7 separate regions of the Homo sapiens genome follow, and all the other regions are linked to region 5. The links are chromatin contacts, found by Hi-C or POLR2A ChIA-PET in ENCODE. All regions are on one chromosome and are shown on one strand. The core of a region is the stretch at or near the end of the contact, and the rest is flanking DNA. Distances in the headings are between cores, read along the strand shown. Region 1 holds the start of TSEN54 (tRNA splicing endonuclease subunit 54). Region 2 has its middle 20 kb from the start of MIR3678. Region 3 holds the start of UNC13D (unc-13 homolog D). Region 4 holds the start of UNK (unk zinc finger). Region 5 holds the start of FDXR (ferredoxin reductase). Region 6 has its middle 9.5 kb from the start of WBP2. Region 7 holds the start of TMEM94 (transmembrane protein 94).

Evidence for each region. A loop is a pair of places that touch in the nucleus more often than their neighbours do. ChIA-PET counts read pairs that join two places held with the same protein, here RNA polymerase II (POLR2A). Pooled maps may share reads with other maps.
Region 1: a loop to region 5 is called in a pooled map, with 16 times the contacts of the local background. The contact joins the promoter of TSEN54 here to the promoter of FDXR in region 5. A Hi-C loop is called at or near these places in 1 of 168 maps with a recorded cell type or tissue (naive thymus-derived CD4-positive, alpha-beta T cell), 4 of 37 single-sample maps with no recorded cell type and 11 of 50 pooled maps. POLR2A ChIA-PET finds 5 or more read pairs at or near these places in 3 of 52 experiments (CD4-positive, alpha-beta T cell, HCT116 and MCF 10A).
Region 2: a pooled map shows a loop between it and region 5 (2.9-fold over the local background). The contact joins the enhancer-like site here to the promoter of FDXR in region 5. A Hi-C loop is called at or near these places in 4 of 37 single-sample maps with no recorded cell type and 4 of 50 pooled maps.
Region 3: a loop to region 5 is called in a pooled map, with 6 times the contacts of the local background. The contact joins the promoter of UNC13D here to the promoter of FDXR in region 5. A Hi-C loop is called at or near these places in 6 of 50 pooled maps. POLR2A ChIA-PET finds 5 or more read pairs at or near these places in 4 of 52 experiments (CD4-positive, alpha-beta T cell, K562, SK-N-SH and 1 more).
Region 4: a pooled map shows a loop between it and region 5 (22-fold over the local background). The contact joins the promoter of UNK here to the promoter of FDXR in region 5. A Hi-C loop is called at or near these places in 2 of 37 single-sample maps with no recorded cell type and 8 of 50 pooled maps. POLR2A ChIA-PET finds 5 or more read pairs at or near these places in 3 of 52 experiments (A549, HEK293 and HepG2).
Region 6: a loop to region 5 is called in a pooled map, with 4 times the contacts of the local background. The contact joins the enhancer-like site here to the promoter of FDXR in region 5. A Hi-C loop is called at or near these places in 6 of 50 pooled maps. POLR2A ChIA-PET finds 5 or more read pairs at or near these places in 3 of 52 experiments (CD4-positive, alpha-beta T cell, K562 and endothelial cell of umbilical vein).
Region 7: a loop to region 5 is called in a map of naive thymus-derived CD4-positive, alpha-beta T cell, with 25 times the contacts of the local background. The contact joins the promoter of TMEM94 here to the promoter of FDXR in region 5. A Hi-C loop is called at or near these places in 1 of 168 maps with a recorded cell type or tissue (naive thymus-derived CD4-positive, alpha-beta T cell), 1 of 37 single-sample maps with no recorded cell type and 11 of 50 pooled maps. POLR2A ChIA-PET finds 5 or more read pairs at or near these places in 4 of 52 experiments (A673, activated B cell, activated CD4-positive, alpha-beta memory T cell and 1 more).

What each region holds. Positions count from the first base shown.
Region 1 is chr17:75,515,278-75,517,777 of GRCh38, reverse strand. It overlaps TSEN54 (tRNA splicing endonuclease subunit 54), which reads right to left and starts at 1,250. Exons shown (of 11, transcript NM_207346.3): 1 at 1,162-1,250; 2 at 868-1,032; 3 at 706-769; 4 at 534-617; 5 at 123-221. The coding sequence starts at 1,217. It overlaps CASKIN2 (CASK interacting protein 2), which reads left to right and starts at 2,241. Exons shown (of 20, transcript NM_020753.5): 1 at 2,241-2,377. RefSeq lists silencers at 1,012-1,391, 1,782-2,391 and an enhancer at 1,176-1,470.
Region 2 is chr17:75,424,789-75,428,137 of GRCh38, reverse strand. No RefSeq gene overlaps it. Among named protein-coding and RNA genes, the nearest start is that of MIR3678, 20 kb to the right of the region's middle. RefSeq lists an enhancer at 1,334-1,393. Within about 2 kb of position 1,662, at least 21 of the 41 ENCODE cell types and tissues checked have a DNase peak (open chromatin) inside an H3K27ac peak, as active enhancers do.
Region 3 is chr17:75,843,154-75,846,476 of GRCh38, reverse strand. It overlaps UNC13D (unc-13 homolog D), which reads left to right and starts at 2,073. Exons shown (of 32, transcript NM_199242.3): 1 at 2,073-2,256; 2 at 2,958-2,993; 3 at 3,211-3,318. The coding sequence starts at 2,140. WBP2 (WW domain binding protein 2) reads left to right here. Exons shown (of 8, transcript NM_012478.4): 8 at 1-778. RefSeq lists enhancers at 1,134-1,223, 1,354-1,433, 1,852-2,556 and silencers at 1,664-1,823, 1,834-1,893, 2,744-2,803.
Region 4 is chr17:75,782,613-75,786,429 of GRCh38, reverse strand. It overlaps UNK (unk zinc finger), which reads right to left and starts at 1,624. Exons shown (of 16, transcript NM_001080419.3): 1 at 1,446-1,624. The coding sequence starts at 1,549. It overlaps MIR4738 (microRNA 4738), which reads left to right and starts at 1,823; the gene lies at 1,823-1,909. RefSeq lists enhancers at 374-951, 963-1,362, 952-1,530, 3,093-3,272 and a silencer at 1,423-1,562.
Region 5 is chr17:74,870,942-74,874,336 of GRCh38, reverse strand. It overlaps FDXR (ferredoxin reductase), which reads left to right and starts at 1,343. Exons shown (of 12, transcript NM_024417.5): 1 at 1,343-1,471; 2 at 2,204-2,301. The coding sequence starts at 1,393. RefSeq lists enhancers at 1-193, 814-1,043, 999-1,293, 1,091-1,991 and silencers at 1,204-1,433, 1,474-1,603.
Region 6 is chr17:75,863,039-75,866,588 of GRCh38, reverse strand. No RefSeq gene overlaps it. Among named protein-coding and RNA genes, the nearest start is that of WBP2, 9.5 kb to the right of the region's middle. RefSeq lists enhancers at 1,136-1,636, 1,540-1,699, 1,767-2,061. Within about 2 kb of position 2,053, at least 22 of the 41 ENCODE cell types and tissues checked have a DNase peak (open chromatin) inside an H3K27ac peak, as active enhancers do; they include CD4-positive, alpha-beta T cell, where a contact is called at or near this core.
Region 7 is chr17:75,454,631-75,458,018 of GRCh38, reverse strand. TMEM94 (transmembrane protein 94) reads right to left here and starts at 1,384. Exons shown (of 32, transcript NM_014738.6): 1 at 1,268-1,384. RefSeq lists a silencer at 1,328-1,487 and an enhancer at 1,638-1,687.

The DNA of each region.
Region 1 (2,500 bases), core at 1-2,500, 640 kb before region 5:
ATAGCCCTCGTCTGCCCTGCAGCCCCAGCATGTGACACTGTGCCTGGCACCTTATGGGTACTTGTCAATACTCATTGATTCAGTGGATGGGTGGCTCCCGGAGGCGGGGTGGTGGCAGATACCTGGTACTGCAGGAAGGTCACAGTGTGGTCGGTCAGCAGCAGCTGGTAAGCTTCCTGGATAGACAGTGGCAGGTCTTGGTGGAAGAGGTGGATGGAGCCCTGGAAGTGGGGCCAACAGCTCAGCTTATGAGCCCTCACTACAGTGCCACAGAGGAATGGGGCAACTTCCCAGCTCTGATACCTCCCCCTCCCCCTCTCAGCAGCGCATCAAGAATGTGGCCAACCAGGAAAGTGGGGCAGCATCACTAATGTGGACTGGAATCCCTGCTCCCTGCAACGTACCACCTCCTGCTTTAGAAGTTTGGTTATCAGTTCTCTAAAGACCGGGTTGTGTGTGCTTTTTCTCCGATAAAACGTGTCCTTCCCGTTCTTTGGTCCCAACTCCTTCCCCACCTCCCGGGCCCCACTTACACACTCCAGAAGATACAAGGCCTCTTCCGGGTGAAGGCGCTGCCGGCCCTGCTCTGAGAAGCCCATGGTCTGCCAGAATTTGCCCTGTGTGGGGCCCAGAGCAAGTGTCACAAGGGAGGGAGGGCAGGGAGGGCAGGGAGGGCGGTCCCCGGTCCCCGAGCCCGCCGCTCACCGCGGGAGACTTCAACTCCACGAAGCCCTCTTCTGGCCTCCACTCGGCAGCCACCAAGCTGCCCCTGGCGAGGAGTGGGGAGGGGTCTGCGTCAGTCCATTCCGGAGACCCCGCGGCCCGCCTCGCCCCCGCTTCCCTTACCCCTGGGCCCGCCCCTCTCACAGGCGCTCCACGCGCTGCTCTGCCAGCAGCTGCCAGAGCTCTTCCCGGCACCGGCGCAGCCGCTCGGCCTGAGCTGCCGAGCCGTCGGGCAGAAAGTCCTTGGGGCCATGCGAGCGCTGGGGCAGCTTCTGCGACCGCGAGCGGGCGGCGAAGAGCTCCCGGGCGCTGGGGGAGAAGGGGACGCGGGGTCAGCGCCGCGCATCGGGGGCCGCCTGGCCGGGTCCCGGGCGCCGGTTTCCCTACCCGCGCTGGCCCCGCGCCCCCGACACCCACTCCGGCCGGGCCGCGCCGCACCTGAGCACGCGCCCCGCGGGAACCTCCACGGCCGCGGGCTCGGGCTCGGGCTCCATCCCGCCGCCGCCTGCCGCTGCGCGCGCCGCCACGCCCCGCCCACCGCCGGAGCTCCGCGCTGCCCTAGTGCCCGCCGATCCGCAATGCCGCGGCAGCCCCGCCCCCTGCACCGCCCCAGCCCGCTCTGCGCCCTCCTGATTGTCCCCGGTCCTAGCGCCCGCCCGGAAGCGCACCCCGACGCCGGGTCTGGGAGCTCAGCCCGCAGGTTGCTGGAGATGCAGAAGGCCCCTCTTTTGCCCCTAGCCCTCCTCGGGGCTTCTCTCCAGTAAAGCCTGAGGAGCCGGCGTCTGGAGTGCAGTGCGAATGGTCACACTTGTGACCGCCCCTCTGCAGCCTCGCGCTGCTTAGTCCCCACCGCCCGGGCTGGGCAAGGAGGGCAGAAGGGCTCAGGGAAGGACGAGCGGAGGGTGTGCAAATTCCGACTTTGCAGGCCGAAGGCCACCCGGGAACTGTCAGGAGCGGTCCGGGGAGGTTCGCCATTCCTTCGGTGTCTTCCGTCCGGTCCCTACGGCTGGGCTCCGAAGCCAGGTTTCGAGGGCCGGGGGCGGGAGGCGCTGTCCGGCCCACGACGGTGCTGAAGCGCCACCTCCGCCCGGCACGAGCGCCTCCTCGAGGCTGGGGTCCCCGCACTGGTGCCGTCCGCTAGGTGGTGCCATTGCCCGGCCGGCGGCTGCGGGTGGGCGACGCCGGCCGCAGACGGGGGGTACTGCAAGTGGGGTCCCGCGTCTTGGTTGCCAACCCCCTTCACATTACGTCTTCTCTCCCACCAGTCAGACCCGGGGTGTCTAGCCCTTGGGTCTAAGTCCAGAGCCCCAGGTCACCTCTGCCCCCGCGCCCCCCGCCCCTCCGTTTCACCTGGGCGCATGCGCTGATCCGGTCAGCGCCCCCGGTCCGGGCGGGCACGAGTTGGGGCGGGATCTGGCGCGGATGGGGGCGGAGCCGCCGGTGCTGACTGACAGCCTGACTGCGCGGCCGGGACGGTCCCTCCGTTCCCGATCCGGCGGGAGGGAGGGGGGAGGGGCGGGATTTCCTGCGGGAGGCGCCGAGCCGGCCTTGGAAAAGGAGAAGGAGAAAGGGGGGCAGGGGGGAGTGGGAGCCACCGTCCTGAGTGCCAGGGACCGAGCAGGGCCAGCCGGACCCCGGCGGGCGGCCGGGAGAGGTGAGGCTGCGGGGCCCGCGCTGGGGGTCAGCGCCCCTGGGGGCGGGCGCAAACTAACTTTTCTTGCGGGGTCGGCGGGCACCTCCATCTCCCCGCTCCTTCCGTCCTCCTCGCGCCCCTTTT
Region 2 (3,349 bases), core at 413-2,912, 550 kb before region 5:
CAGGAGAATGGCGTGAACCTGGGAGGCGGAGCTTGCAGTGAGCTGAGATTGCGCCATTGCACTCCAGCCTGGGCGACACAGCGAGACTCCATCTCAAAAAAAAAAAAAAAAAAAAAAACCCTTAGCTGTATTGTCATATAAAACACAGCCAGTAAACAGTGTCTGTTACCACCAAAACTATTGGTTTTCATTATGCCACGTTACTTCACCTTCTCCTGTGGTCAGATTGCTCGGAGAGGGGGTTGTTCCCGGTGACAGCCTGGTTCAGGGTGCCCAGATGCCTTGGGGGTGGGGGCTTGGGGCAGGCTTGCATCCTTGCAACCAATCTTGTTCCTCTAGGTTCTAACTGGCAATTATCTTACTGTCATGATCCAGACATACAATAATAATAGCAGTAGTAGTAGTAGCTTACTTTTTTTTCATTTGAGACTGAGTCTCGCTCTGTTGCCCAGGCTGTAGTGCAACGGTGCAATCTCGGCTCACTGCAATCTCCACCTTCCGGGTTCAAGCAATTCTCCTGCCTCAGCCTCCCAAGTAGCTGGGATTACAGGTGCCTGCCACCACGCATGGCTAATTTTTGTATTTTTAGTAGAGACAGGGTTTCATCATGTTGGCCAGGCTGGTCTCGAACTCCTGCCCTCAAGTGATCCGCCCACCTCGGCCTCCTCCCAAAGTGCTGGGATTACAGGCATGAGCCACTGTGCCCAGCTGTAGCTTACATTTAAGAGCTTGCTGAGGGTTAGACTCTGAGCTAAACACACTGTGTGCATTATTTCATTTTTGCTCCTAAGACAAAATGTCCATACATTCAGGATCCTAACCAGAGAGGAAGACATCAGACTTTGCCACTGAGCAATCTAAGTCTGAAAATGTTTTAGAAGTGAAAAGAGAATAAATTCCACAACTTTCTGCCCTTGAGCCATAAAACCAAAAAAGAGTCTAGTAGAAAGGGAAGATATGTTTCATAGAAGGCAGAGAAAATGCAGCTTCTGAGTTTATTAAGTAAATGGGAAAACATTATTTCTGTTCTTTTGTAACCACAAAGAATTGAAACTTGTGGTTGGCCGGGCGCAGTGGCTCACGCATGTAATCCCAGCACTTTGGGAGGCCAAGGCCGGCGGATCACGAGGTCAGGAGATCAAGACCATCCTGGCTACAACGGTGAAACCCCGTCTCTACTAAAAATACAAAAAAATTAGCCGGGCGTGGTGGTGGGCGCCTGTAATCCCAGCTACTCGGGAGGCTGAGGCAGGAGAATGGCTTGAACCCAGGAGGCGGAGCTTACGGTGAGCCAAGATCGCGCCACTGCACTCCAGCCTGGGTGACAGAGCGAGACTCGGTCTCAAAAAAAAAAGAAAGAAAAGAAACTTGTGGTTAACAAAGATTTAGGGGTTGGCGGGGGAGGGAGAGAGCAGTCTTGTTGGGTCGTGAATTCTGTTTTGGTTCCAGGGAAATAGGGTTTCCATTACATATGGTGCAACAGGATATTTCCTCCACGCTCCATCAAACAACGTTTCCTGGCACTTCTAGTGCGGCGAGTCCGGGCAGCAAGGTCGAATCCATTTTTGGAGCCAAAGGACTGCATTCCTTTACAGTTAGTTAGTTCTACAACCACCTCTGAGGAAATGCCTGCCTGTCTCGAGTGACATCTAATGGCAACCAAGGGAAGTACCCGATTTTCCAGCCTAGGTAAGGATCACCTACAAATGCTGCACTCTTTGTCACAACAGAAGCCGCTTGATCCTTTCCCTCACTAATTACCCTGTGGTTGATGGCAACACGTAGGGCTGACAACATGAGCAAGTAGAAGTTATTCCACTTGCTAATTAAAACCGTGAAGTATGCTTTCATGTAAAATGTGAAACCACCGAGTTACATTTGAATGTTCCCAAATCCTGGCCTCGGCAGTGATCGTCCTGGGTAAGTCACTTGTCCACCAGGGGTACACCTGCTTAGCTACAGGCTGGAGTGGCATGTTTTCTCTGTAAAGGGGCCCTAAGACATTTTTTTTCTTTCTTTCTTTCTTTTTTTTTAAGACGGAGTCTCACTGCGTTGCCCAGGCTGGAGTGCAGTGGTGCGATCTCGGCTCACTGCAGCTCCTCCTCCCAGGTTCAAGTGATTCTCCTGCCTCAGCCTCCCGAGTAGCAGGGATTACAGGGGCCTGCCACCATATCCAGCTAATTTTTGTATTTTTAGTAGAGACGGGGTTTTACCATGTTGATCAGGCTGATCTCGAACTCCTGATCTTGTGATCTGCCCACTTCGGCCTCCCAAAGTGCTAGGATTACAGGTGTGAGCCACCGCTCCGGACCATTATTTTTTCTTTTCTTTTCTTTTCTTTTTTTGTGAGACAGAGTTTCATTCTTGTTGCCCAGGCTGGAGTGCAGTGGCGCCATCTCGGCTTACCGCAACCTCCGCATCCCGGGTTCAAGTGATTCTCCTGCTTCAGCCTCCCGAGTAGCTGGGATTACAGGCATGTGCCACCACACCCGGCTAATTTTGTATTTTTAGTAGAGACGGGGTTTCTCCACATTGGCGAGGCTGGTCTCGAACTCCTGACCTCAGGTGACCTGCCTGCCTTGGCCTCCCAAAGTGCTGGGATTACAGGTGTGAGCCACTGTGCCCGGCCTGCCATTATTTTTTCTATAAAGCTTTAAGGCACTGGGCACAGTGGCTCACACCTGTAATCTCAACACTTTGGGAAGCCAAGGTGGGCAGATCCCTTGAGCCCAGGAGTTCAAGACCAGTCTGGGCAACATGGAGAAACCCAGTCTCTACTAAAAATACAAAAATTAGCAGGGTGTGGTGTGGTGGTGCCCACCTGTAGTCCCAGCTACTAAGGAGGGTAAGGCAGGTGACAGAGGGAGACCCTGTCTCAAAAAAAAAATAAGAAGAATAAAATAAATAATGGTCGTAATCTACAAAGCGTTTTGAGATCATTGGGTGACTGGCAATACAGGTATGCTCAGGAGAGAACAGCTAAAAGATACAGTCTGAGAAGCTTTTAATAACTATGACAACGGTGGATCCAAGTGGAATTGTTAAGACGAAGAAAGGGAAAATTGAGAGGAGAATGTCTAAAAGGTAAAAATTAAGAAAAAAAAATTTTTTTTTTGAGATGGAGTTTCGCTCTTGTTGCCCAGGCTGGGGTGCAATGGTGCAATCTCAGCTCACCGCAACCTCCACCTCCCGGCTTCAACTGACTCTCCTGCCTCAGCCTCCCAAGTAGCTGGGATTACAGGCGTGTGCCACCATGCCTGGCTAATTTTGTATTTTTAGTTGAGACGGGGTTTCTCCATATTGGTCAAGCTGGTCTTGAACTCCCAAACTCAGATGATCTGCAGGTTTC
Region 3 (3,323 bases), core at 824-3,323, 970 kb before region 5:
CGGAGCATCCCCTGTTCCTGTTTCACTCTCAGCTTCTCCCCTCGAAGGGACTCTCTGGCCACCTCCTCCACCGCAGTCCAGCTCCCTCAGTCTGGCACCCACTGCTACACTCAGCCTCATGAGCCACTTCAGACCAGCCAGGTGTCTTCCCGGGCCCTGCCAGACCCTGCTCACATTCCCTCTGCTGGTCTGTGCTGGTCTCAGAAGGCCACCGCGCCCGCATTCCACTCAGCCAGGGTCCAGCTGCAGCCCCCGCCACCCTTCCTTCCCTTCCCTGTCCTGGGTCATGTTGTTGCCACCCTGTGTGACTTTTGAAGCTGTAAAATGAGCTTCCAGGGCTTGGGTGGCGTCGGGGCAGGGCCGCCGAGGCTGGGAGGAAGCCCTTCTGCCTTTTGCTGGTGTTTCTGGAATTTGCTTTCCCTCACCTCTCACTTCCTTCTAGAAGGAGCTTCCTGACTGGAACCAGAGAATGCATGTCTGTCCACTTGGTGGCTGCTGGGTGGGGCCGGGAACAAGGGCCCCTGACCCTGTGTGCTGGCCGGGACCTGCCACCAGCCCCCCAGCCTGCTTCTTCCCCTTAAGCTTTGTGCCCCTGGATGCGCTAACATTCACTCTTGTTTGTCCCTGGACTGGCCATGAAGTGAGGAGATGGTTATTTAAAGAGAATTCCCTATTTATTTGACAAAAAATCCAGTTAATATATTAATGTGAAATAAACCCTGTTTGCACCTCGATTTGTTTGCTGAAAATGTGAAATAGTAAAAATGAAATAACTGGACCCTTTCTGGCTCTGCGTGTGGTGACCCGGGGGTCTCTTCCGGAAGGAGAGCCGTCTGGCCGCTGAGGGCCCTGGAGACTTCTGGGACGGTTCCCTCCCATGGGAGGATCCCCATTCTCACGGCCCAGCCAGCCTGTCTGGTCCCCAAGACAGCTCTGGCCTCTGGAGCTGGTTCTTAACGGTTGTCGCTCAGCAGCTGTGTCCCTCCCCCACTGAGTCCCCAGGGCCTGGCTGGGACAGAGGTGGATGTGGCCCAGAGTTGGCCTTGAAGGGAGGAGTTGGGGCTGCCACCTTGTCCCCTGCTGGCTCCTCGAGGAATGGCAGCCCTGGCCTAAGTCCTGGTTGCTGGAGGGAGGAGGCCGAGTCAGCCCTGGAGCACGTCAGGACCTGTGACAGGGACACTGAGGTAGCCAAGCCGGCTTGCCACCACCCACGTCACGTGCCCTGCTGTGAACTTGAAGGGACAGGAGGGTGGGAAATGGCCAAAGGCCGTGACCAGGCCCACACGCCCGCAAGTCCCCCAGCCCAGCACTGGGCACAGGGTGGGCAGGCCACAGAGCTCTAGGAAAGCCCCATGCTGAGGCGCATTTTCCTGTCCCCCGGGAGCCAAGTCTGTCCTCAGGAGAGATCGGGCAGCAGCCCCTCTGCCTCCTCCTCCTGGCCAGCCTGGCCCAGAGCTCTCTGGGACTTGGCTAAGCCCCCTTCAAGGGTGTCTGAAGGGAGCACTGTCCTGACTGCCAAGGTGGGGGCAGGGGCACAGGGCTGTCCCTGCCCAGCACAGCTTGGCCCCGTCATCTCCAAGGAATGTCACCTGTGGGGCCAGGCAGGCTGAGCAACTGGCTGTCCTCCAGGGAGACGCCTCTTGGGAGCCCCCACCCTGGGCGCCACCACACCCCACCCCACCCCGCCCCGCCCCACGTCTGGACGCACTCGAGGAAGTGGGGTGAGAACCCCCCCGGGCCCAGGTCAGCTTCTCTCAGGGTTCAGCCCAGCCTGGGCACAGCACATGGATGGGGCAGGATGCTGCCCGCCTGTTCTGGGCCCCCCCGCCCCCTGCTGAGAGCGTTGTCCCCTTCCCAGGGCCTCTGTAGGAGGGTGGGGCGGGGCCAGGCCTGCCCACGGGGTCCACCTTCTGCTCCAGCCAGAGGAGGGTCCTGTAGGGATCCCAGCTGGGGAAGGTGCAGGGGGCCTGGGAGACTGCCTCTCCGAAGCGGTGAAACCCTCACCCTTCCGTCCCTCCCAGCCACCCTCCCTAAAACTTCCCCTGACAGAGGGTGGCAGCCCCAGGCTCTTTGCATAATCCTGTGGCTTCGCTGTCTTCACCCAGCACCAGCGGACAGGGAAGGGCAGAGAAGGCCACCATGGCGACACTCCTCTCCCATCCGCAGCAGCGCCCTCCCTTCTTGCGCCAGGCCATCAAGATAAGGCGCCGCAGAGTCAGAGATCTACAGGATCCCCCGCCCCAAATGGCCCCGGAGGTAGGAGTGACCTCACTGGGGAGAGAGCTGGCCTTGGGGAGCACTGTGGTCTCGGGTACGGGTGCCCTGCTGTCTGGCCCCACCTCTCGAAGGCTGGGACTGGGGACCAGCGACCCTCCCCTGCCTACTCCACCCTGGGGAGAGCCCCCTGGGCCAGCAGAGCAGGGGCTGCCAGATGGACTCTGGGCCACTGTGGGCCTCAGGCCCTGTGGTCTGAGGCTCTCAGAACCCCTCCCTCCCGGTTGGCCTGACCCCATCCCCTACTCCTCCAGCTTCAGAAGAGCCGACTCCATTAGGTGGGGGTGTCCCTGCTGTGGGGTGAGCTGTTCGGGGAGCAGCAGACCCCCAGGCCGACGTGGCACCCCCCTCACCTCCGCTGCCGAGCCTCACTTCCGCTGCTGGGTGAGGAGCAGCCGCCACTGATAAGCAGAGCTGTTTCCTCTGGGGAAGGGAGGGAGGTGGGGTGCGGGTGCGGAGGGCTCGCGCTGCTGGGCACCCATGGACCTCAGCCACGGCGGGCCCAGGGACGGACCTCCAGGAGGCCTGCTGGGGGAACAGGTGCGGGGCATCACTGGGGCTGGAGGCCGGGGTGCTGGGGCCCCCATACCCTTGGCCTGGATCAGGCCTCAGAGGAGCCATTCCTGTCCATCTGAGCCTGCTCTGGGCCTCCCGGGACACTGCCTTTCCACCTTGCTCTGCAGATCCAGCCTCCATCCCACCACTTCTCCCCCGAGCAGGTAAGAGTCAGAGTGCTGGGGTGCAGAGAGGTGGGGAGGGCGGCTGTGTGTCCTCCTGCCGGCCGACGCTGATGGCAGCAAGCAACTTGCGGTGGGGAGGGGACTCCTGGGTCTCAACTCCCTCCGCTGCACAAGCCGCCCTTGTCCTGCCCATGGCGAGAGGTGTTGGTGCCAGGGGTGGCTGGTGGGGTCCCCAAGGTGACCCCGTGTGTCTTAGCGGGCCCTGCTCTACGAGGACGCACTCTACACTGTCTTGCACCGCCTGGGTCATCCTGAGCCCAACCATGTGACGGAGGCCTCTGAGCTGCTGCGATACCTGCAGGAGGTGAG
Region 4 (3,817 bases), core at 375-2,874, 910 kb before region 5:
ACAACACAGAAACACAAGTTGCTGAAGCCAAGACTCTCGTGACTCAAAATGTGTTTATTTTGCTAAAAACAGTGATCTGAGCAACCAGAGATTATAAAGAAGTTCCAATTACGTGAAGTTTCCAGATTCGAAAATCAAGACTACACCATTCAACTCATCAGTAGTCTTTGAGCTAAGAACATCTCACCAAAATCAATGGAAAGACTGCGAAAGATCTCCAGTAAGAAAGGACCAGGAAAGCAATGTCCATATCAGAAAAGGAATGGTTAACGTGAGTCAGACTGTAGTCAAGAAGCTTAAATGATTTCAGCCAACAACAAAGAATCCCACAAAGAAACCATACACTTCCTATAACCAATGTTCCCCAACCCCAGAACAGTTTCCCAAGGTCTTCTATAACAAGAGTTCCTCCTGACTGGTTTGAGTTCTTTCTACTCCAACAGATGATTCTGTTCTTCGTTCACTGAACAACTTAAGAGCTGTTCAACCCCCCAGGTTCCAAAACCTCTCGCAGCTGGGGATCCTTTTAAACATGCACATCACTCAGGAGCCCATGGGGATGAGAGGCATTCACAGAGCATCAGGGAAAATGGAAAGCAACATTTTGCTTAACAGGAGAAACCGCCCCTTATTCATCTTTCTCCCACATCACCTAACTCTAGGGAATGCTTAACGTGGCTTGAAGGAAATGAAGACAGCGACCTAAAAGCACACAGATGCAAGACTTCCAGGAAGAGGTTTTCCCATCCTGCTGGACTCCTGTAGTGTCAGTATTTGGGGCTCCCTCTAATGCTACATTTCTGCTGAGCCTGCAGACATACTTGGAACCCATCACCTTCGGGCTCCCAGACTCAGGCTCCGCACAGCCCGCGAGGGAAACGGTCATGGGCACGCACGGACACGTTTCCATCTTTGCATGTTTATCTACGTCGACTGTGAATTCAAGCAAGTGTGGCCCTCGTGGACAACCTACGAGCCTTAGGGACACAAAAGGCTTCCTGCGCAAACTGCACGGAATCTCCTGACAGGACTTCACGTTAATCATCATTCATAGGTGGGTTCTGGGGCTGGACCCCACGGAACTCCTCTTGGTTGTGTCTTGGACTTCTCACTGCCCCAAAGGAGCCTACTACTGTGGTTTTATGGTCTGAGGAACAGTTAGGCCTCGAAGGCCTGGCCTAGGGAGAGTGCACTCTGCATCCCGAGCTCCCGCCTTCCCCACTCGGCGGCCGGGACCGAGTTTCCCGCCCCACAGCCCGACCAGAGGTTGGTGGCAGTTGGAGGCAGTTGGGACCGGCCCCAGCAGGTTGGAACCGGTCTGGGCCGGGCCGGAGGAGGAAGGGGGGGAGGAAGAGGCCGCCTCGCGCTCTCCCTGCGCGCGTGACTCACGCTGGCCGCTGACGTCAGGCGTGCGCGCGCGGCGGGGGGGGGGGGGCTCTACGTACGTGTAGTGCTGCGGTTTCTCGGGCTGTGCCTGCAGCACCTGAGCGGTAGCGGCCGGGGGCGCCGAGGAAGCTGCGGAGCCGCCGGGCCCGGGGCCCTTCGACATGGTCTTGTCTTCCTGCCTCTTCGCCGCTCCCCTTTTATTATTCAGTCTGCGCGGTCCGCGCCGAGGACCCAGTGCGCCTGCGCCGCGCCACGAGAACGTGAAGACCCCCCACACGGCAGCAGGGGTTGCTGGGAGTTGTGGTTCTATGTCCGGCTGGAATTTTACCGTCGGCAGAGGGTTGCTGGCAAAGCACAGGACCACAATACCCAGGGATCCTTGCTGCTAGTGTCCCGGATGCTGAGGGCCTGCGACGGCTTCTGGGAATTGCAGTCCGGTCGCATTTCTCCTTCTTACCAGCGCGTTTTCAGTTTCATAGGGAAGCCTTTCCATGAAACTGGAGCGCCTGGAGGAGAAGGGGCCCAGAGCTAGGGAGGCCCTAGCGATTTCTGCGAAAGAGTTCCAAGTATAATTTCACTGCCAACAGTGTCATAACTACTTTGCCTTTATACTTAGTACAGCTAGGTTCGGTTCTAATGCCAGCTCAGAGCAGTGCTCCAAGCAGGGCTTAAGAATCTGTGTTGTCGGTTCTTAGTTCTGGGCCCTGTGCTGCAGGCACCTGCAATCCGCCAGCAACCCCTTCATCCCTGCGGCGGGTCTAACCTAAGAGGCATTGAGAAAGCTTTGCTAAGGAGGAGGTACACCGCACGCTACAGTTCCCGCGCCTTTGCCGAGGCGCTTCATTTACCTTTGCCAAACTCGACACCTGGAACTCCACGACTTGTGTGCTTTCTCAGCCTGACACCTGGCCTGACCAACTTGTTTCCAGTACATTAAGGGCCAAGGACGAATTTAATCTCCGCCTAGAATAGTCTCTGAGGTACACTGACAAGTTGCCAGTGTTGAGAAGCATCACAGGGTCCAGAGGAAAGGCCTGGGTTTGAGTAGGGCGTGCCCGTATTTATCCACTCTAGTTTTCTTGTCTGGACGTCAGCCTTTTTACTTGGGACATTATCTTTCCCCTCTCTGCTTCCCACCAGTCAAGCAAAGTTCTTCACTTTATAAAATAAGCCAGATGCCCCAGACCTAGGCATTTGTTTCTGTGAGTTTTAGAATGTTCTCCGTAGATATTTTAACCGTTGTCATTTAATTTGGTTTTTCATATTGAATCTATTTCAAATCCACTGGTTTTGATTTATATTTTCTTAGATGGGATTATATTAACAAATGATTATCTCATTAAAGAAACACATTCCAAATAACCTTAGGGATGAAGGGTGGTGGGGCTAATGGAAAATCGTTAATGTTTGAGTGACACATACTTATTTTATTTAGCTCCAAGTTCCCTCACATCAGAAGCCACATCACAGAGTTGAGAAACTGGTTTTTCCTAAACAGGCTAAATCGTTTAGCCACTAGGGGCGTTTGAAAATGAAAAATTACAAAAGGACAAATAAAAGTTGTAGTATATTGCTTTAATCCTATGATTAAACGCAAGTTACTTGGTTTATGTTAGCCTCACAATACTCAAGTGTGATCTGACTGAAGAAATAGAGTTCACAGCACTGGATTTTAAATAATAGATGTATATCATGAGCTTCAGAATAAGTGTGTACTGGTGGAGTTGGGAGATGATATCATCCAAACTGCTTAATTTACAAAAGAGGAAACCGAAACCCAGAGAAGCTAAGTAACTTGCACAAAGTTACTCAGCAAGTTGGTAACAAGAGGAACTAGGACAGTAGCCTACAAGACTACATCACATTCACTGTTGGGTTTTGTTTGTTTTGTTTTCTTCTGCTTTTTTTCATTGTATAAACATTTTTTATTCTTCCTCATTTCCTGTGTTGCTTTTCCTCCGTTGTACCAATCTGGAAAAAGTGAAACATACCTGCATGACTACGAAGTAAGAGAGACAGCCTTTTTTTTTTTTTTTTTTTTTTTTTTTTGAGGCAGAGTCTTGCTCTGTTGCCCAGGCTGGAGTGCAGTGGTGTGATTTCGGCTCACTGCAACCTCTGCCTCCCAGGTTCAAGCAATTCTCCTGCCTCAGCCTCCTGAGTAGCTGGGATTACAGGTGTGTGCCACCACGCCCACCTGATTTTTGTAGTTTTAGTAGAGACGTGGTTTCACCATGTTGGTCAGGCTGGTCTCGAACTCCTGACCTCACGATCCACCCTCCTCAGCCTCCCAAGAGCTGGGATTACAGGCGTGAGCCACTGCGCCCGGACTCCTGTTTCCACGAATCATACTTAAATGGATAAATGTATATCCATACCTTTTTTCTCCGGGTGGCTTTAGTTTCTAATAATCAGCAAAGCTGGAAAGAAAATG
Region 5 (3,395 bases), core at 94-2,593:
TTTGGCCTGCAAGCTATAGTTTGCCTACTCCTGGTCTAGTGGGACAGGCATAAAACACAGTGACCTATTAGAAAGCAGACAGCATTTACTTACCAGTGGGAGGGAGGGGAAGTGACCAGTAAGGGCACAGAGGACTCCTGGGATACTGGCCATGTTTTATTTCTTGATCTGGGTGGTGGTTATATGGTTACACCTTGTGATATATTGTCAAGTTGTACACTCATGATTTGTGCACTTTTCTGTATGTTATTATTGAATTTAAAATCTCATTAAAAACGACAACCAGTGTAGTAAGTCATGATGGGATAAGGTCAGATGCTGTGGAATGAGAGGCCTTTAACTCCTTGGAACTTGGGAGGGGACGGGTCAGAGAAAAGGCTTCTCCAAGGAAGTAATATTTGACAAGAGGGCCCATGGGGAAAAGGAAGAGGGGTTAGGCTTATTGGGTCAGCTGTGACTACGGATCCTGTCCTTATTTTTAAAAACATTTTGATCATAGACTTTTTGCATTACTTTTGACCTTTTAAAACGTTGCAGTATTATATTTATCTTGATTACTGAGTGTTTTGGAGCCCCCTTAAATTCTGAACCCGAGGGGAGTACCTCAACTCTGGTCCCGGCTCGGCTGCACGGGGGTCGGACGCTCTGTCCTTAGTACCATACGTAAGCCACTGCCCCGCCCCGCTTTTCTTCACCTATGTAATGGGAAAGGAGGTGAGGTGGGACGAGCTTTCCAGGGTTTAATATTCTCCCTGGCCCGGCAAAGACGGGGATTTGAGGGGTTACATCGGCACAACACCCGGGGTCGAAGAAGGAGGCTGCTGGGCTCCGGGAAGGAGCTCCCTCGCCCCAGACTTCCGCACTCTGGTTATTTCCCAACGGCGGGAAGGCTCGCTTGGAGCCGGACTCGTGATTGGCTAGGACGAAGTCACGTGGGAGGATTCGCAATCAAATGGCAAGGGCGTCTGCGTCATCAGTGAGCGACGAGAGCCTCCCGAGAGGGGCGCGGCTAAGTAAAATAAGCTCCTTTCTTAGTGGCTGTTTCCTTGGGGAGGGACTGAAACAGCGATGGGGATTCGCTCTCTTCCAACCCTAGGCTTCCGGGATTTGGAGGGAAGGTGAGGCCTGGGGAGAAATGTATTAAATCGCGTATACCCCGGATGCTCCGAGGGGCGGGGCTTCGACGGTGGGGCGTAGTTAAGGGCGGGTCTCTCTTTTGGGGGCGGGATTCTCTCGGGAGTCGGGGTGGAGCCGCAAGGCTCCGCTTTCCCGGAGCGCAGGGGGCGGGGTTTGGGGCGGGGCCTCGCTTGTGGGCGGGCCCGGGCAGGAGCGGGCTTGCCCTGCGGAGCAGTAGCTAGGAACAGATCCACTTGCAGGTTGCTGCTCCCAGCCATGGCTTCGCGCTGCTGGCGCTGGTGGGGCTGGTCGGCGTGGCCTCGGACCCGGCTGCCTCCCGCCGGGAGCACCCCGAGTAGGAGCAGGGCGCCTTTGGGGCTGGATGGGAGCGCGGGGAGGCCTGCGAGCGCTGAGTAGGGGTCGGAGCAGAGCTGGGGCAGGGCTGGAGAAGGGTGAGACTGAAGGGGTGTCTTCCTGCTGGCGAGATCCCGGTGGTGTACGGGGGTGGGCGGAGATCTGTGCGTGAGATGTGAGGCTTCTAGGGTTAGAGACGGAGGTCAACAAAGGTGAAAAGGAGAGACTTTGAGATCTACAGGTGTGAGACGGGGTGAATGGAGGATGATACGGAGGTCTGTGGGGCGAGAGGAAAGTCTGAGTCGAAACAGGGATCTGTAGGAATAAGACGGGTCTATATGGGCAATATAGCGTTTTGTGGAGAGAGAGAGGGGTTAGAGGAGGGACACCGTGGGGAGACCCACGGGGGCGAGATTGGGATGATATGGAGGCCGTTGGAAGGATGTGGGATTCTAGCCGATTGGATAGGGAATGAAGTGTTGTTGGGCAGGCCATTGGCAGTGGTGTAGTAGGTTCATGGGTGAGATGTGGGCTCTGGATGAACCCACAGCCTTTGGGGGTTCAGATGAAGTAAGAGACCCTGCAAATGCCAAAGCCTTGAGGAACAAGAGAAGGAGGATGCAGGTGAGGGTGAAGCTTGGGAAGTTCCAGCTTCTGTTGGATATTCAGGTTGGTTTGGGACTGGGGAGAGAAGTTAATTTTGACCTTTTCCCTCTCCTCTGCCTGGCCCCAGGCTTCTGCCACCATTTCTCCACACAGGAGAAGACCCCCCAGATCTGTGTGGTGGGCAGTGGCCCAGCTGGCTTCTACACGGCCCAACACCTGCTAAAGGTAAGCCACTTACTCATAGTCCATCATTCACCTGCTGCTCCAGTCCTAAGGGCAAGCCTCACCCGCTTTGGGTTTTAAGAGCACTCCTGGTTGCCTTATGGGGAAGGGGCTCCCAGCCATCTGGCCTGGACACTTCCCACTTGCTTCCTCACCTACACCTGAGGCTCCCCTCCCCTCCCGTCCTCAGTGTGACAGGGGTGTAAAACGCACATTGGTGGTGAGTGGTCAGTGGCAGGTGGTCAGCTTTGCCTCCCTGGCCAAGCACTCCAGGGGGCTTATGTAGACCTGCAAAATGACTTTGTCCTCCTTCATCTTCCCTCCTCTCTCGTCTATCTTCACTCTATCCCAAACATCCTACATCTCGAGGCTACCCACCTCCTCCGCTTTCTGTAACTTTACCTGCCTTGCCATGCCCTCCTCACCCATAGCTCCAGTCCTCCGTGCCATTCTGTTCTTTCAGCCTGCCCTCTGCCCCTCCCCCTTCCCCTGTGAAGGCCAGGATCTCAAGGCTTTCAGTGTCTGCCTCGGCAGGAAGGGCCCCAAGCCAAGGCTACAGGTTCTACTTGAGACTCCACATCAGACTTTGGGACAGAGTAGAGAGGGGATACCCAGGTTAACTGAGACGTGAGACAGTTGCCTAGCTTTGGAGAGGCTTGGAGTGTCCGTGGAGAGACAAGAGAAAGGATGAATATCTTAATTATACACACACACACAGATGCTTGAAATGTAGGGTGACCAACTGGCCTGGACTGCCCAGGACAAGGGGCTTCAGCGCTAAGCTGGAAGTTCTTGGGAAACTGGGATGAGTTGATCACTCTGCTGAAAAGTGACCCGTGCATGCTTCCCAGGCAACACGGGTGAAAGAGCTAATTACAATAATGTGGGCAGCGTGAGCCGAGGCAGGTGGGGTCAATCAGAAACTGTTTCCTGGGCCGGAAGCCCAGGTGGCTCATGTCTGTAATCCCAGCACTTTGGGAGGCCAAGGCAGGTGGATCACTTGAAGTCAGGAGTTTGAGACCAGCCTGGCCAACGTGGTGAAACCCCATCTCTACTAAAAATAGAAAAATCAGCCACGTGTGGTGGCACAGGTCTGT
Region 6 (3,550 bases), core at 804-3,303, 990 kb before region 5:
GGCCAGGAGTTCGAGACCAGCCTGGCCAACAGGGTGAAACCCCCATCTCTACTAAAAATACAAAATTAGCCGGGTGTGGTGGCAGGAGCCTGTAATCCCAGCTACTCTGGAGGCTGAGGCAGGAGAATCCCTTGAACCCAGGAGGTGGAGGCTACAGTGAGCCAAGATCACACCATTCCACTCCAGCCTGGGACAATCCAAGTGTCCATAGACACATGAATAAATAAGCAAAAAAAAAAATGTATATACACACACAAAGTGGACTGTTATTCATCCCTAAACAATCAAGAAGTTCTGACATATGCTACACTTTGGATAAACTTTGAAGACATTATGCCAAGTAAAATAAGCCAATCACAAAAAGACAAATACTTTATGATTCCATTTATATATGAGGTCCCTAGAATACGATGGAGGTTGCCAGGGGCTGGGCAACAGGGAATGGGGAGTTGGTGTTTAATGGGGACAGTTTCAGTGTGGAATGATGATAAAGTTCTGGAGATGGATGGTGCTGATGGCTGCACAACAACGTATTCACTTAAAGCCCCTGAAGTGTACATTTAAAAATGGTTAAAATTGGCTGGGCGTGGTGGCTCACGCCTGTAAATCCAGCACTCTGGGAGGCCGAGGTGGGTGGATCACGGGGTCAGGAGATCAAGGCCAACATGGTGAAACCCCGTCTCTACTAAAATACAAAAAGTAGCTGGGTGTGGTGGCGGGCACCTGTAGTCCCAGCTACTCAGGGGGCTGAGGCAGGAGAATCACTTGAACCCGGGAGGTGGAGCTTGCAGTGAGCCGAGACTGCGCCACTGCACTCCAGCCTGGTGACAAAGCAAGATTCCGTCTCAAAAAAAAAAAAAAAAAAAAAAAGGTTATAATGGTGAATTTTATGTTATGTATATTTTACCACGCGTCCCCCCTCCCCTGCCAAAAAAAAAAAAAAAGAAAGAAAAGGACAGTGGCCATAAGAAGGAACCCTAATGGGGCTGGCAGAAGGCCATTTCTAGGGCTCATTTCCTTGAAGAAAGGACTGCTGAGGCCTGAAAGACAAGGAGGAGTTAACAAGACAGAAAGGATGGGTGTGGGCTCGAGACCAGCCAGGGCGCTGCAGGGGACAGCAGTGCAGGGCAGAAGGGTGAGAGGCCCGAGGTGGCAGGCCAGGTCCTGCAGAGCAGAGCCTGGTAAGGATTCTGGACTTTTCCTAGGAACAATGGGAAGCCAGGGCATGGTCTCACATGGGGAAACAGTACAATCAGATTTGAAGTTTCGGCTGGGCGCCATGGCTCACGCCTGTAATCCTAGCACTTAGGGAGGCTGAGGCGGGAGGATCACGAGCTCAGGAGTTCAGGGCCAGCCTGGGCAACATGGTGAAACCCCATCTCTACCAAAAATACAAAAAAAAAAAAAAAATTAGCCAGGCATGGTGACGCACACCTGGGATCTCAGCTACTCTGAAGGCTGAGGTATGAGGATTGCTTGAGCCCAGGAGGCATAGGTTGCGGTGAGCTGAGATCACACTACTGCACTCCAGCCTGGGTGACAGAGTGAGACCTCATTTCAAAAAAAAAAAAAGGGTTTGAAGTTTCAAAATCATTCTATTATTTAGGTGAGAGATAAGCTTAAGGAGGGGAAAAAGAGGATGAAAATGACTAAAACTGCCACCTTGCATCTTGCCAGGGAAGTGGAGAAGAGCCCCCTAACTCTGGGAAGGGGGACCAGAAATATAATAGCAGGGAGGGGCCAGGCCCTTAAGCACCTCCCCTGGTCCCTCCTCTCCTCCAGCTCTCTGGTGTAGAGGGGGGTCCCTCCAGCCAAGGCTCCTCAGTACTGGGATGCGGACATCTTCAGAGGTCACACCGCCCCTTTCTGGCTTTCTGTGGTTTTGGAGGCTCAGAAGCGGAAATGCACTCGAGGTGTGTATAAACACTCTAACAGCAGGAATTGCTCAGAACAGGCCTTGCAGCTGTGTCTGGGGAAACTGAACTTGACAGAGCCAGGAGGTCCCAGCGGGAACTTCAGGGTGGGGCCCATCTCTATAGCAACCAGAAACAGCCCCAGACACGCTCTGGCCCTGCTTCTGATGAGGGAGCGGGCAATTTGTGTTCTTGAAATACCCACGGCCAAAAAGGACTCATCCAAAATAGCCCACTTCCACGTCACCAAACATCACCAACGCCTCACAGGGCATCTGCCACTCCGCAGCAGAGCAACCAACGGTGAGTGGCAGAAAGTTACCAATGACTTACCAGGAGTTTTATTTTTCTCACTGGCGTATTAGAAAGAGGACAACTGGCTGAAAGAAAAAGACTTGGTGTATCAAGCACAAATTTGTTCCCCCAAACTCAGGTAAAAGAAATGTCCATTTGAGTAGTTTCCCTAAATCAAGTAAAATGTGATTATAGGCCAGGCACGGTGGCTCACGCCTGTAATCCCAGCACTTTGGGAGGCTGAGGCGGGCGGATCACGAGGTCAGGAGATCGAGACCATCCTGGCTAACACGGTGAAACCCTGTCTCTACTAAAAATACAAAAAATTAGCCGGGCGTGGTGGCGGGCACCTATAGTCCCATCTACTCGGGAGGCTGAGGCAGGAGAATGGCGTGAACCCGGGAGGCGGAGTTTGCAGTGAGTCGAGATGGCGCCACTGCACTCCAGCCTGGGCCATATAGAGCGAGACTCCGTCTCAAAAAAAAAAAATGTGATTATAAGCTGCCCTTTGCCAAGAAAGTAAGAAATTCAACTTCAGGCATATGGGGAGGGGCATCTTCCCCCTCAGTAGAATCACTATTATTATTATTATTATTATTATTATTATTATTATTATTATTATTGAGACGGAGTCATCCAGGCTGGAGCGTACAATCTTGGCTTACTGCAACCTCTGCCTCCCAGGTTCAAGTGATTCTCCTGCCTCAGCCTCCTGAGTAGCTGGGATTACAGGCGCCCACCACCATGCCTGGCTAATTTTTGTATTTTTAGTAGGGACAGGGTTTCACCATGTTGGCCAGGCTGGTCTCAAACTCCTGACCTAAGGTGATTGGCCCACTTCGGCCTCCCAAAGTGCTGGGATTACAGGCGAGAGCCACTGCACCTGGCATTATATGGTGATTCCATGGTGCCCAGGGGATGGGAGAGCTTTCTTCCCTGCACCAACTCTGTTGCTCAGGCTGGAGTGCAGTGGCACCATCTCAGCTCACTACAACCTCTGCCTCCTGGGTTCAAGTGATTCTCCTGCCTCAGCCTCCTGTGTAGCTGGGATTACAGGCGTGCGCTACCACGCCCGGCTAATTTTTGTATTTTTAGTAGAGACAGGGTTTCACCATGTTGGCCAGGCTGGTCTCGAACTCCTTGCTTCAAGTGATCCACCCACTTTGGCCTCCCAAGTGCTGGAATTACAGGCATGAGCCACCCCACCGGGGCCTCAGATGGGAGAGCCTCCACTCTGTTCTCCACTGGGTCTGCTGCTGCTCAGATGCCGACCGTCTGAGCCCAAGTGCTTCTATTTTTTATTTTTATTTTTATTTTTGAGACAGAGTCTCACTCTGTCACCC
Region 7 (3,388 bases), core at 135-2,634, 580 kb before region 5:
CTTAAAATTACTGAATGCAAACCAGGTATGAAGACCCTAGTCATTGCCAGGAAGCATAGGAGGATCCTACTTTTAATGCCCATCGCTTTTAATGCCCAGAGCCACCCTGCAAGAGCTCAGGGGAGTCAGGGAACTTGATCTCCTCAGGTCACACCTAGGAAACAACTAGGTCTAGCGGATAAAGAACTCAAGCCCCTGGACTTTCGGATTCTAGTTTGGCTCTAGGTGACCCTGGCCTTGCCTCTCCGAACAATCTCCACATCTGCAAAATGAAAATGTTAAAACTGCCCCCTCCCTGCTTCCATCTTCCAAGATTACCTGCGGAATAACAACTATGTCACTAAAGCTGAGCGTCTTGGATAAATCATGAGAAAAAGATCCTTCTCTCCAATGCATACACCCACATAGCAGAAGGAAAACAGATTCCATAACGAGCTCCCTCCTTTTTTCCCTCAAGAGCCACCGAAAAACTCAGGAGAGAGGGTGGGATGTAGCAGCACGTGACCAAGGCAACGCCAAAGTTTAGCCCGCGGTGACACACCAATGAAAGAGCGGGGCTTTGCTTGCATCTGGCGCTGGGCAGCGGGCAGGGGCCGCATCGTGGCATGCTAGGAACCAGGAGACCTGGGCTCCAGGGGTGTGCGGTACAGGAACGAGGGCATTCCACAGGAGTCACTTTATCCGATGGCATGGATGGTGAGCTTCCGAGGAGCCTGAAAACGCTTCTGGAAAGGCGGAAAGAAAAAAAAGCCCGCTCCAAACTGCAAGATCAGGGATGGCTGCCAGGAGCCCCTCGGCCGGCTCCATCCAGCTGGGGACGGCCGCGCGAGGACCCCGGGCGGCTGCGGAGAGCGCGCGCAGGCGGGACAACGGTCTTTATTTAGGTCGGGGATGAGGACTCCCAGGGGCCTCGAAATAAATACTCAGGGCGTCGGCGTTGGGAGCCCTCTGGGCCAGGGCCTAGGCACGACAGACCTGGGGCAGGGATTCTTTGTTGGCGAGAGGCTTTATTTCTGGCGAGAGACCCCACAATGGACCAATCCAGGGCTGAGAGCAAGAGTCTGAAGACTCGGGGGAAGGCAATGGTCAAGAGCTGGAGACTAGAGCCAGTCCCTGGACTCCCCCTCAGGAGGCATCCCCTTAAGCCGTTCTCTGGGTGCAGACCCCAGACTCCCCTTTCCTTGGCCAAGAATCCAAAGGACGCGCAAGGCCGAGCCCCACGCCCCCTTGCTCCCCACTTTCGGGCCACGGGCCTTCTCGTACTTACCGGGGCCCCGGGGCTGGTCTTCCTCGCCCGCGTCCTCTCCCCTCCCAACCCCCTCCTCACTTCACGTCCCCTCCTCCGGGGGCCGCAGCCATGTCCGTTACTGGCAACTCTAAGGGGGCTTGCCTCCCTTCCGGGCAACAGAGGCGCCGGCCAGAGAGCTAAAGTTCAGGCCACCGATTGGTCAGGATTTGAGAATAGGGGGAATTCTGGCTTCTTATTGGCTACGCGGCGTGCTAGGCTGTAGCTGCAACCGCCCCTCTGGGAGCCTGGCGGAATTAGGTGCCGAGTGATGCGGCCGGGAGAGTGAAGAGCCACTGTCCTTTCCTGTGCGTAAAGCTCAGGCAGTTTCTAGTCCAGAAACCCTGACCAGAGGGCATGGCTTTACCTCCGATTCGTTTTCCTACAGAATTATTCTAAAAAGATAGACGGCGCGCCCCACCTTTTTTCCCTTTCTTTTTAAAATAAGCCCTTTGCAGAGCTCCCCGCCTCTCTTAAGTTCTTCTAAGCTCCCTCCTTGTTGCCTTGAACAAATGCCTAGAGGCTGCCCGCTCCGAGAGGCCTTGGAGGGACTCCCTCAGGACGAATATTGCGTCCAAACCAAATCTAGAAAATCTAAGGCAATACTGCAATTCCCCCCTCCCGCTTCCAGCTCGGCTGAAATCTAAAGGGAAAAACAAGTTAAATTTTTTTTCTAGGTAATTAGATAAATCGCCTGGGAGACCTCTCTTGGGAAAACAAAGCAAGCCTGTGTCAGTATTTACTTCTCTTTTCCCAGAGATCTAAGTCTGGAAGGCTTGTTTAAAAAAAACAAAAACAAAAAAACAAACAAAAACTTGTTTATATAATTGGGAAAGAGCTGAGGTTGGCCTTGTGAAGTAAGAGCCCCTTCCCACATTCATGAGTTTAATTACGTAATTAAAATCCCTTTCTCAGCTGGACAAGAAGATGGCATTTTAGTACCTAATCTTGTATGACCCAGTTTAGCTGTTGCCTAAAACGCCATAAGAATCATGTCACTAACCTGCACACAAAAACTGATAGTTCACCTTTGCAAATAGGTCCAAATCTTTCTGCCTGATGTTCAAAGTCCTTCATAAATTGACTCAGACATACGTTTCCAGGTCTAAGTCCCCACAGGCTAAACTATTCCTGCAGCCACATAGATTAACCACCATTCTTTAAACGTGACAGAGACCTTTCCACCTCTGCTCCTTCGTCACATGGTTGGTTCCCTACGCTTTGCTTTAAAGGTTCTTTTTTTCTTTTTTTTTTTGAGACGGAGTTTCGCTCTTGTCGCCTAGGCTGGAGGGCAATGGCTTGATCTCGGCTCACTGCAACCTTCACCTCCCGGGTTCAAGTGATTCTCTTGCCACGGCCTCCGGAGTAGCTGGGATTACAGGTGCCTGCCACCATACCCAGCTAATTTTTGTATTTTTAGTAGAGACAGGGTTTGAACATGTTGGCCAGGCTGGTCTCAAACTCCTGAGCTCAGGTGATCCACCTGCCTCGGCCTGCCAAAGTGCTGTGATTACAGGCGTGAGCCACCGCACCCAGCCTGACGGTTCTTTCTTATCAGTAAAGCCAGCATGCAAATAAATACTTAATCAACCTAAAGGCCCACCTCAAATGCTACCTTTCTTGACTTTTATTTTTTCTTGTATGTATGTACATATTTATTTATTTTTAGAGCAGGGTATCACTCTGTCACCCAGTCTGGCAAGTGCAGTGGTGCCATCATAGCTCACTGCAGCCTCGAACACCTGGGCTCAAGCAATCCTCCCACCTCAGCCTCCTGAGTAGCTAGGACTACAGGTGCGAACCACCACACCCAGCTAATTTTTTTATTTTTTATAGAGATGGGGTCTTGCTATGTTGCCCAGGTTAGTCTCAAACTCCTGGCCTCAAGCAATCCTCCTGCCTCAGCCTCCCAAAATGCTGGGATCGCAAGTGTGAGCCACCACTCCCAGCCTCTCCCTGGGTTTTAGTCATTGACTCTCTCTATATATAATGCTGGGCCTCCTTCTCTGTGTCTGCATTGCCACCTTTGCAAAAGTCTGCTTTATACAGCATTGCTCTTTTTGTAAGACCTCAAACTCCCTGCGGGCAGCTGGCTTATCTTAG